Linked DNA regions of Homo sapiens: region 1 is linked to region 2. A link is an interaction called in ENCODE POLR2A ChIA-PET data of the cell type or tissue named here. Cell type or tissue: OCI-LY7. All regions are shown on one strand. Links, peaks and the distances in the headings refer to the core of each region. The heading gives the core; the rest is flanking DNA.

Evidence for each region. Peaks named below come from ENCODE experiments on the same cell type or tissue, not always from the same donor. Only the 100,000 strongest peaks of a DNase experiment are listed, where the experiment ranks them.
Region 1: POLR2A ChIA-PET joins it to region 2 with 6 read pairs; 3 of 35 experiments call an interaction of 5 or more read pairs at or near these places.

What each region holds. Positions count from the first base shown.
Region 1 is chr6:73,333,057-73,337,056 of GRCh38, forward strand. No RefSeq gene overlaps it. Among named protein-coding and RNA genes, the nearest start is that of DPPA5, 19 kb to the right of the region's middle. In OCI-LY7, for the core only: no CTCF peak of the experiment used is centred there; no DNase peak of the experiment used is centred there.
Region 2 is chr6:73,583,502-73,591,293 of GRCh38, forward strand. No RefSeq gene overlaps it. Among named protein-coding and RNA genes, the nearest start is that of EEF1A1-AS1, 64 kb to the left of the region's middle. In OCI-LY7, for the core only: no CTCF peak of the experiment used is centred there; DNase peaks (open chromatin) are centred at 2,200 and 2,620; H3K4me3 peaks cover 1,703 bases; H3K27ac peaks cover 1,896 bases.

The DNA.
Region 1 (4,000 bases), core at 1-4,000, 250 kb before region 2:
AATGATTTAAGGGGATTTCACAATCAGATTTGGTGGCAATGTGAAATAGAGTTATGATGGGGCTAAATATGGAGGCAGAGAAAACAGTTAGATCAAAACATCAATTGCTGAATTCAAAATGAGTGTTAAGAGCCTGACCTAAGAAAGTGGTAGTAGATACGGAAAAGAAAAGGCAACGCAAGAAAAATCTGTGCAAGAGCCACAACAGACAAAACAGGCACACAAGGATTAATATGAGATTTACAATCGTAGTACTTCCGATGGTCTTAACCCAAGTGACAGGGTTAAGATTTGCGAGGCCATCAGCAACTCCTGCAATTGCCTCAGTTCTTGGCACCAAATTTAAATGGGGGTGATAAAAAGAGTGAAAAATAACAAAATAAGATACTATTTTATTCATACAGTCTGACCAAAAAAACTGGGTATATGAAAATTTTGAGAATGGGAAGAAACTGACACAATGCATTTTTGGCAGAAACGAAGACTGGTACAGACATTCTGGTGCTCAATGTACTCATATTTAGTAAAATTGGTTATGAAAACCATAAACATATCCTACATCACAGAAAGCACACTCCGAGAAAATTATCTGAGAAATTTCCCCATGTGCCCATAGAGGATACTCATCACAGCAGTTTGTAGAAGTAGGGAACTAAAAGCAATCTAAATATCTAACACTAGGGTGAAGTATCAGTAAAATATGTAATGTTGGCCAGGCATGATGGCTCACACCTGTAGTCCCAGCACTTTGGGAGGCCAACAGTGGTAGATCACTTGAGGTTAGGAGTTCAAGACCTGCCTGGTCCACATGGTGAAAACCCATCTCTACTAAAAAATACAAAAATTAGCCAGGCTTGCTGGTGTGTGCCTATAGTCCCAGCTACCTGGGAGGCTGAGGCAAGAGAATCACTTGAACCTAGGTGTTGGATGTTGCAGTGAGCCAAGATCGCACCACTGCACTCCAGCCTGGGTAACAGAGCAAGACTGTCTCAAAAAAATAAATATTCCGGGCCCAGTGGCTCACACCTGTAATCCCAGCACTTTGGGAGGCCAAGCCAGGTAGACCACAAGGTCAGGAGTTCGAGACCAACCTGGCCAATATGGCGAAACCCCGTCTTTACTAAAAAATACAAAAATTAGCCGGACATGGTGGCGCGTGCCTGTAGCCCCAGTACTCAGGAGGCTGAGCCAGGAGAATCGCTTGAACCGGGGAGGCGGAGGTTGCACTGAGCCAAGATCCTGCCACTGCACTCCAGCCTGGGCGACGCAGTGAGACTCCATCTCAAAATAAACAAATAAATAAATAAAATAAAGAAATAAATCTCCAGGCGCAGTGGCTCACGCCTGTAATCTCAGCACTTTGGGAGGCCAAGGCAGGCAGATCACGAGGTCAGGAGATCGAGACCATCCTGGCTAACACGGTGAAACCCCGTCTCTACTAAAAATACAAAAAAATTAGCCAGGCGTGGTGGCTGGCGCCTTTAGTCCCAGCTACTTGGGAGGCTGAGGCAGGAGAATGGCATGAACCCGGGAGGCGGAGCTTGCAGTGAGCCGAGATTGTGCCACTGCACTCCAGCCTGGGCAACAAAGCGAGACTCCATCTCAAATAAAAAAAGAAAGAAAGAAATAATGTAATGTGTGCTTTGGACCACAAAGCAGCTATTAGAAGAAATAAAGATACACACAGAAATATATAGAGGGCTTAAGGGGGTGGTATTATATTTTAAAAGTAAGAAAGAATTAAATCAGCCAGGCATGGAGGCTCACCCTGTAATCCTAGCACTTTGGGAGGCCAAAGCTGGAGCACCATTTGAGCCCAGGCATTTGAGATAAGCCTGGCCAACATGGTGAAATCCCCTCTCTACAAAATATCAAAAATTAGCTGAGTATGCTGGCGTACACCTGTAATCCCAGCCACCCAGGAGGCTGAGGTGGGAGAATCGCTTGAGCCTGGGAGGTTGAGGCTGCAATGAGCTGAGATCATGCCACTGCACTCCAGCCTGGGCAACAGAGCAAGAATCCGTCTCAAAAAAAAAAAAAAAAAGAATTAAATATATAAGACAGTAACATCTGTGTAAATGTTAATCATATACATACACAGAGCCATACAATATTTTAACAAGGCCAGGCACAGTGGCTCACACTTGTAATCCCAGAACTTTGGGAGGCTGAGGTAGGCGCATCACCTGAGCTCAGGAGTTTGAGACCAGCCTGGGCAACATAGTGAGACCATGTCTCTGCAAAAAAATTTTTTTAGTCAGGCGTGATGGTGCGCACCTGTAGTCCCAGCTACTCGGGAGGCTGAGATAGGAGGAGATTGCTTGAGCCCAGCAGGTCAACGTTGCAGTGAGCCATGGATTGCACCACCGCATCCAGCCTGGATGCCATAGCAAGACCTTGTCTCAAAAAGAAAAAAAAAAGATAACTAGACAGTGAAGAAACTAGACAAGGCTGGCCGGGTGCAGTGGCTCACGCCTGTAATCCCAGCACTATGGGAGGCCGAGGCGGGTGGATCACGAGGTCAGGAGATTGAGACCATCCTGGCTAACACAGTGAAACCCCTTCTCTACTGAAAAAACAAAATACAAAAAATTAGCCAGGCATGGTTGCACGTGCCTGTAGTCCCAGCTACTCAGGAGGCTGAGGCAGGAGAATCGCTTGAACCCAGGAGACAGACATTGCAGTGAGCCGAGATCGCGCCACTGCACTCCTGCCTGGGTGACAGCGTGAAACTCCATCTCAAAAAATAAATAAATACATAAATAAATGTCCTGAATCTGGTAACTGTGCTATACTTATGTAAGAGATGATCCTTGTTCTTAAGAAATACATACTGAAGTATTAGGCCGGGCGCAGTGGCTCACTCCTGTAATCCCAGCACTTTGGGAGGCCGAGGCGGACAGATCACTAGGTCAGGAGATCGAGACCATCCTGGCTAACACGGTGAAACCCCGTCTCTACTAAAAAATACAAAAAAAATAGCCGGGTATGATGGCGGAGGCCTGTAGTCCCAGCTACTCGGGAGGCTGAGGCAGGAGAATGGCATGAACCTGGGAGACGGAGCTTGCAGTGAGCCGAGATCGCGCCACTGCACTCCAGCCTGGGCGACAGAGCAAGACTCCGTCTCAAAAAAAAAAAAAAAAAAAAGAGATACATACTGAAGTATTGAGGGATAAATGGACATAATATAGTCAACCTACTCTCAGATGGTTCCAAAAAATAATAATATATTACATATGTATGTGTATGAGAGAAAGGAAGAGAAATATGAGTGAGAAAATATATGTTGTGAAATGTTTATAAGGGTATATGGAAGTTCTTTGTATTATTTTATCTGTGAGTATGGAATTATTTCCAAATAAAAAGTTTAATTGTTTTGACATCAAAACACAACAAACTAAGAAATTCATCGAAATATGGAAGGTGGCTGGGCGTGGTGGCTCACGCCTATAATCCCAGTACTTTGGGAGGCCAAGGTGGAAGGATGGCTTGAGCCCAGGAGTTCAAAATGAGGAAGAACTCGCCAGGAGCGGTGGCTCACACCTGTAATCCTAGCACTTCGGGAGGCCAAGTCAGGGGGATCACAAGGTCAGGAGTTCAAGACCAGCCTGGCTAAGATGGTGAAACCCCACCCGACTAAATTAGCCGGGCGTGGTGGCGGGCACCTGTAATCCCAGCTACTTGGGAGGCTGAGGCAGAGAATCACTTGAACCCAGGGGGCAGAGGCTGCAGTGAGACGAGATCGCACCACTGCACTCCAGCCTGGGCAACAGAGCGAGACTCCATCTCAAAAAAAAAAAAAAAAAAAATATGAGGAGGAACTCAAGTGATCCTCCCAGTTTAGCCTCCCAAAGTGCTGGGATTACAGGCATGAGCTGCCTCACCAGTCGCTTAGTCTTTCTTATAAACCTTTTTTAACCTTAAAGAAATAATTTAAGAACTAATATCATTTGTGATGAAAAATGCTTATTTGAAGTTCAATATTTTCTTCAATTTCACC
Region 2 (7,792 bases), core at 1-4,000:
TTTTTTTTTTTTTTCTGGTATTTTTAGTAGAGACAGGTTTTGCCGTATTGGCCAGGCTGAGTCTCGAGCTCCTGACCTCAGGTGATCGCCTGCCTCGGCCTTCCAAAGTGCTGGATTACAGGCGTGAGCCACCATGCCCAGCCATATTTTCTAATTTTTGCCAATCTGATGGATCTAAAGTAATATTTCATTATAGTTTAGTGTGCATTTCTTTTCTCCTTTCCTTTCCTTTTCTTTTTTATTTTTTGAGACGGAGTTTTGTTCTTGTAGCCCAGGCTGGAGTGCAGTGGCGCCACCTCGGCTCACTGCAACCTCCGTCTCCCGGGTTCAAGCAATTCTCCTGACTCAGCCTCCCTAGTAGCTGGGATTACAGGCGCCCACCACTACGCCCGGCTAATTTTTGTATTTTTAGTAGAGACAGGGTTTCACCATGTTGGCCAGGCTGGGTTCGAACTCCTGACCTCAGGTGATCCACCTGCCTTGGCCTCCCTAAGTGCTGGGATTACAGGCGTGAGCCACTGTGTCTGGCCTTCTTTTTTTTTTTTTTCTTTACACATTTTTTCTTTCTTTTCTTTGTTTTATTTTATTGTTTTATAGAGGAGAGGGTCTCACTATGTTGCCCAGGCTGGTCTTGAACTCCGAGGCTTAAGTGTCAGCCTCCCAAAATGCTAGGATTGCAGATGTTACAGATGGGAGCCACCACACCCAGCCTGAAATATCTTCTTAGTGTTAAAAAAAAAAAAAAAAAGAGAGAAGTGCATTATAATAGATATTGTAGGCCGGGCGCAGTGGCTCACGTCTGTAATCCCAGCACTTTGAGAGGCCGAGGTGGATGGATCATGAGTTCAGGAGTTGAAGAATAACCTGGCCAAGATGGTGAAACCCGGTCTCTACTAAAAATACAGGCTGGGCTCGGTGGCTTACGCCTGTAATCCCAGCACTTTGGGAGGCCGAGGCGGGTGGATTACGAGGTCAGGAGATCGAGACCATCCTGGCTAACACGGTGAAACCCCGTCTCTACTAAAAATACAAAAAAATTAGCCAGGCGTGGTGGTGGGCACCTGTAGTCCCAGCTACTCGGGAGGCTGAGGCAGGAGAATGGCATGAACCCGGGAGACGGAGCTTGCAGTGAGCCGAGATGGCACCACTGCACTCCAGCCTGGGCAACAGAGCAAGACTCTGTCTCAAAAAAAAGAAAAATAAATAAATAAATAAAAATACAAAAAAATTAGCAAGGTATGGTGGTGGGCGCCTGTAATCCCAGATATTGGGGAGGCTGAGGCAGAGAATTGCTTGAACCCAGGAGGCCAAGGTTGCAGTGAGCTGAGATCGTGCCACTGCATTCCAGCCTGGGTGACAGAGCAAGACTCTGTCTCAAAAAAAAAAAAAAATTAGATCTTATATGGGTGATTTATTCAATATACAGACTTGAATTTCCTCTAACAGCATTCATTACTTCATACAAAACAGTTCTTTTTTTTTTTTTTTTTTTTTTCTGAGATGGAGTCTTGCTCTATTGCCCAGGCTGGAATACGGTGGTATCATCTCGGCTCCCTGCAACCTCCACCTCCCGAGTTCAAGTGATTCTCCTGCCTCAGCCTCCTGAGTAGCTAGGACTACAGGCTCACGCCACCATGCCCAGCTAATTTTTGTATTTTTAGTAGAGACGGGGTTTCACTATGTTGGTCTGGCTGATCTCAAACTCCTGATCTTAATGATTCTCCCGCCTTGGTCTCCCAAAGTGCTGGGACTATAAGCATGAGCCACCATGCCCAGCCCAAAACAATTCTTAAGCATTAAAAAGATCAGACTCTTTATCCTTTCCAGATCACTTTTAATATCAACAAAACTTCTGGGGAAAGTTCAAGTTTCAGACTGTAGAGTGAAGGCTATAAAACGTGCTTAACACAAGGGGCTATTTGTAGTGCTCTAAAGCATGATTGGGACCAGGATGCACACTTGATCGGAGAGGTGATAACACTGTTGGACATGTTAGCGTATTTCAGTTGTTTCTGACAGTGAGAGTGCTTAAGAAAAAGATTTAATACAATATATATGTATAATCCTACCCCTCTACCAAAGTCTAGACGATTATGGACTGAGAATGTGTATGAGGAAACTGATAGTTTCAATAGTTTTTTAGCTCAGTTGGGCAAAAGTGGCTTCTCACTCAAGCACAGGACTGGCAGTGATGTAACACTTCTAAGTTTCCGCCTCCCCCAACATCAAGATAAAGTGAAAGTAAACAGGCACTTGGAAAATTACTAGTGTTCTTCCTCCTCCAGGCACATAAGAAAAGGGGGCAGAAAATTCCTTACATTTCATTTCTTTTCAGTATTGCTTATGCTCACAGCTTTCCTTTGCACAGCTCCTAGAAATAATTTTCTATATTATCCTTTGAGAGTAAAAACTTTTATAATTGGCTTTTCTGCTTATGGTTGCTCTAAAAGGCAGAGGCATCTGAAAAGGCTTTGTGATCCATCTTAATTTACATGTCTATGAGAAAGATAATTTATTCTTTAACTGAAATTAAACATTTACCCCATGTCTCTTCTTCTGAGGCAGTAACATGCTTTTACTGAGAGGAACCAGGCCATTTCCTATAGTGGTCTTCCTGCCTTCACATTTAAATGTTACATCAGTCTTTTTCTGTTTGGGGGAATTTCTCTCTCTCTCTTTTCTTTTTTGTGAGACAGCGTCTGGCTCTGTCACCCAGGCTGGAGGGCAGTGGTATGATCTTGGCTCACTGAAGCCTTGACCACTTGGGCTCAAGCTATCCTCCCACCTCAACCTCCTGAGTAGCTGAGACCACAGGCATGCACCACCATGGCTGGCTTTTTTGTTTGTTTGTTTTGTTTTTGTGATAGCTTTGGTCCCAATATTTGGGGGAATTTTATTTTGAACATCCAGAGGGGAGATAAGATAATCTACTCTGCAACAAAGTCTAAACTCAGATATCTCTATTTCTGATTTCCTGAAAACGAAACAAAGGCTGAAGTAAGAAAGACATTACCATGGCTAATACAAACTGCTGTCTTCAGCGTTTGTCTCAAGTTCTTTCATAAACTGGACTCTCAAGGTCAGTTGGCACGCTTCTTCCCCATTGGATTTGCTTGTTGGGTGGATAATAATGCTTTTACATGAGAGGTTTTGAAGGCTGGAGCTTATAAACAAAAACGCTTGATAAATAAAAATGTGAGCTGCAGGAGAAAAGGGACTTGGCTTATTTCTTTTTTTTTTTCCACTTCCATGTCGTCGTGCAAAAAGCAATGCCTGGTACATAGTGGATGCTCAGTAAATACTTGTTGAATAACTGGGAGAAGTATTTTGCATATACAAAACTAAGCTACTCTCAAATACTTTCAAAACTATTTGCTAATAATTACCATTTATAACTTATTTTGATGTTAGCATATTTATTCATTAAAAGCTTGCACTACTGTTGACCTGGAGCCTTATTGAAAAAAAAAATTGAAAAGCAGTCGGCACATTTATTTAATTTTTTGGGTCAGCAGAAAACATATGAAAAAAACAATATATGAGATCAAAAATTTCTATTTATTGGCCAGGTGCTGTGGCTCACGCCTGTAATCCCAGCACTTTGGGAGGCCTTTGTGGGCGGATCACATGAGGTCAGGAGTTCGAGACCAGCCTGGCCAACATGGTAAGCCTCGTCTCAACTAAAAATACAAAAAGTAGCCGGGCATGGTGGCAGGCACCTGTAATCCCAGCTATTTGGGAAGCTGAAGCAGGAGAATCTCTTGAACCCGGGAGGTGGAGGTTGCAGTGAGCCAAGATCGTGCCACTGCACTCCAGTATGGGCAACAAAAGCGAAACTCCATCTCAAAAAAAAAATTATGTATTTATTTATTATTTTTTGAGACAGGGTCTTGCTCTGTTGCCCAGGCTGGAGTGGCTTGGTGTGAACATGGCTCACTGTGGCCTCAACCTCCTGGGCTCAAGTGATCCTCCCACCTCAGCCTCCTGAGTAGCTGGGACCACAGGTCTGTGCCAGCACACCTGGCTAAGTTTTTAGAAAATTTTTTGTAGAGATGGGGTCTTGCCTTGTTGTGCAGTCTGGTATTGAATTCCTGGGCTCAAGCAATCCTCCTGCCCTCAGCCTCATAAAGTGTTGGGATAACAGGTGTGAGCCTTTGTGCCTGGTCAAAAATATCAATTTTTAGTCTATTTAACTAAAGGGTTGTTATTTAATAAGCATCCTAAGTGAACTAAGCACATGTTGTTATGAGTGAGACCATGCTGAGATGAATGGAATGAACCCTGCCTTCAAGATGTTTGTGATGAATCTATTCCTGGGACAGACACAGACATGTGTTCATTAAGTATTATAAAGAAAGAGGGCCGGGTGCAGTGGCTCACGGGAGGCTGAGGCTGGCGGATTGCCTGAGCTCAGGGGTTCGAGGCCAGCCTGGGCAACAGGCTCTACTAAAAATTTAGTATTTTAGTCTCTACTAAAAATACAAAAAATTAGCTGGATGTGGCGGCATGGACCTGTGGTCCCAGCTATTCGGGAGGCTGAGGCAGGAGAATTTCTTGAACCTGGGAGGCAGAGGTTGCAGTGAGTGGAGATTATACCACTGCACTACAGCCTGGGCAACAGAGCAAGACTCTGTCTCCAAAAAAAAAAAAAAGGAGGAAGGGGATCAAGGAGTCAAGGAGTCAGAAGGAGCTCCAGGGAGGGAAAGGGCTGTGTCAGATGCATCTTTGTATCCTTGTTGCCTAGCAAAGGGTAGATACTTAGTATTCGCTGAATGAATGAAGAAATTCTCTCTTCCACATAATTGAGCCTAAATCCTTGAGTTTAAAATAAAGGGAAACCCCAAAATAAATAAATAATGTGGCACTTTAGTAGGTTAAAGGGAGACACCACATCTAGATCAGGGAGGGTGGAAGAAATTAGGGGTCATGAAGGAGGTGGCAAGGTTGAGGAGAGACCTTCCAGACCCAGGGAAGGAAATTAATAAAGGTATGAAGAGGAAAGGGAAGATGGAGAGAAGGCATGGGGAAGTGAAGCAGCCAGATCGCTGCAACAAGGCATGGCTCCCACCATAAGATAAGGGTAGGGTAGGCTGAACCTAAGGGTGAGGAGGGCACAGCTGCTGGGTGGGAGAGTTTACTGGGTAGGCCCAGGGAAGCCATGGGGCTCACCATAGGGGAGCACCTTAATCAGAGAGATTAGTTGTATTGGGACAATGAACTCAACACTGGTGGGAAGCTGGGATAGAAGAGGGCAAGACTAAAGGCAGTGATACCACTTAACTTTTCTACTCTAGGTGTAAACAAAAGCCACTAGACTCTTACTTAGGAGATGAGAGTGGGTTTTTTTTTTGTTGTTTTTTTTTTTGAGAAAGACTCTCGCTCTGTCACTCAGTCTGGAGTGCAGTGAGATCTCAGCTCACTGCAGCCTCGATCTCCTGGGCTCAAGTGATTCTCTCAACTCAGCCTCCTGAATAACTGGGGCTACAGGTATGCACCACCATGCCCGGCCAATTTTTTGTATTTTTTGTAGAGACCAGGTTTCACCATGTTGCCCAAGCTGGTCTCAAACTCCCGGGCTCAAGCCATCTATCCACCTTGACCTTCCAAAGTACTGGGATTTCAGGTGTGAGGCACTGTGCCTGGCCTGGAAGAAGGATTAAGAAAAAAAAAATTCCAGGCCGGACATGGTGGCTTACACCTGTAATCCCGGCACTTTGAAAGGCTGAGGCGGGAGGATCACTTGAACCCAGGAGACTAGACTGGACAACATAGTGAAACCCCATCTCTACAAAATACAAAAATTAGCTGGGCATGGTGGTGCAGACCTTTAGTACCAGCTAGTCTGGAGGCTGAAGTGGGAGGATCTCTTGAGCCTGTGGGGTAGAGGCTGCAGTGAGCTGTGATCATGCCACGCCCCCCAGCCTGGGTGACAGAGTGATACTCTGTTTCAAAACAAACAAAAAATTCCAGAGACATGAAAAAACTGAAATGGAAGAGCCAGGTGTTTTTTTTTTTTGTTTTTGTTTTTTGACGGGGTCCCCTTCTGTCGCCCAGGCTGGAGGGCAGTGGTGCGATCTCGGCTTACTGCAACCTCCATCTCCCGGGTGGAAGAGATTCTCCTGCCTCAGCCTCCCGAGTAGCTGGGAACTACAGGTCTGCACCACCATGTCCAGCTAATTTTTTGTATTTTGTAGGACTGAAGGCGGGTGCCACCATGCCCGGCTAATTTTTTTGTATTTTTAGTAGAGAAGGTGTTTCACCACGTTAGCCAGGCTGGTCTGGAACTCTTGACCTCAGGCAATCCACCCGCCTTGGCCTCCCAAAGTGCTGGGATTACAGGTGTGAGCCACCGTGCCCGGTCGGCAGGTGGTTGTTTTGGCACAGAGTAGGGGGTTTGGTGGGAGGCTAGGGAGGAGGAACAGAAATGACTTTGGGCCAAGCCTAAGTGACTGGGGAAATGTACTTTTAAGAGAAATATGAAGGTGGCAGGAACAGCCAGTTTTATTTAGAATGGGGGTGGGGGAGTGAGGTTGGATTTAAATAGTCTCAGGTGCAAGGAAGGATAGCCAGCTGGGGATGTCCAGCAGGTAGTTGAAAACCTAGCGGTGCCAGGCACGGTGGCTCACGCCTGTAATCCCAGCACTTTGGGAGGCCGAGGTGGGCGGATCACAAGGTCAGGAGATCGAGACCATCCTGGCTAACACAGTGAAACCCCGTCTCTACTAAAAATACAAAAAATTAGCCTAGCGTGGTGGTGGGCGCCTGTAGTCCCAGCTACTCGGGAGGCTGAGGCAGGAGAATGGCGTGAACCTGGGAGGCAGAGCTTGCAGTGAGCTGAGATCGCGCCACTGCACTCCAGCCTGCGCGACAGAGCGAGACTCCGTCTCAAAAAAAAAAAAAAAAAGAAAACCTAGCGGTGATTACACAACAGCTTGGGCAACAGGTCTTTTGTTTTTAAAACAATATATTTGGCCAGGCACGGCAATCCCAGCACTTTGGGAGGCTGAGGCGGGCAAATCACGAGGTCAGGAGTTCGTAGACCAGCCTGGCCAACATGGTGAAACCCCATCTCTACTAAAAATACAAAAATTAGCCAGGTATGGTGGCGCATGCCTTTAGTCCCAGCTACTCAGGAGGCTGAGGCAGGGGAATCGCTGAACCTGGGAGGTGGAGGTCGCAGTGAGCAGAGATCGCGCCACTGCACTCCAGCCTGGGCAACAGAGCAAGTGTCCGTCTGAAAATAAATAAATAAATGAAACAATATATTTATTTGAATAGGTCATACTGCCACATTTGGTAAAGTGAAAATTAATTGTCCTTCCTATCCCTAGTTGCTGATTTTATCTCTATAGAGGTAACCGTTGTTTGTGGAAAAATCTACTCAAACTGTGTTTTTTTTTTTTTGTTTTTTTTTTTTTTGTTTTTTTTGAGACTGAGATTCGCTCTTGTTGCCCAGGCTGGAGTGCAATTGCGTGATCTTGGCTCACCGCAACCTCTGCCTCCTGGGTTCAAGCGATTCTCCTGCCTCAGCCTCCCGTGTAGCTGGGATTACAGGCATGTGCCACCATGCCCGGCTAATTTTGTATTTTTTAGTAGAGACAGGGTTTCTCCATGTTGGTCAGGCTGGTCTCGAACTTCTGATCTCAGGTGATCTGCCTGCCTCAGCCTTCCAAAGTGCTGGGATTACAGGCGTGAGCCACCACGGCGGGCCAAATGTGTTTTTTTTCTTTTTCTTTTTCTTTTTTGAGACGGAGTCTCACTCTGTCGCTCAGGCTGGAGTGCAGTGGCGCGA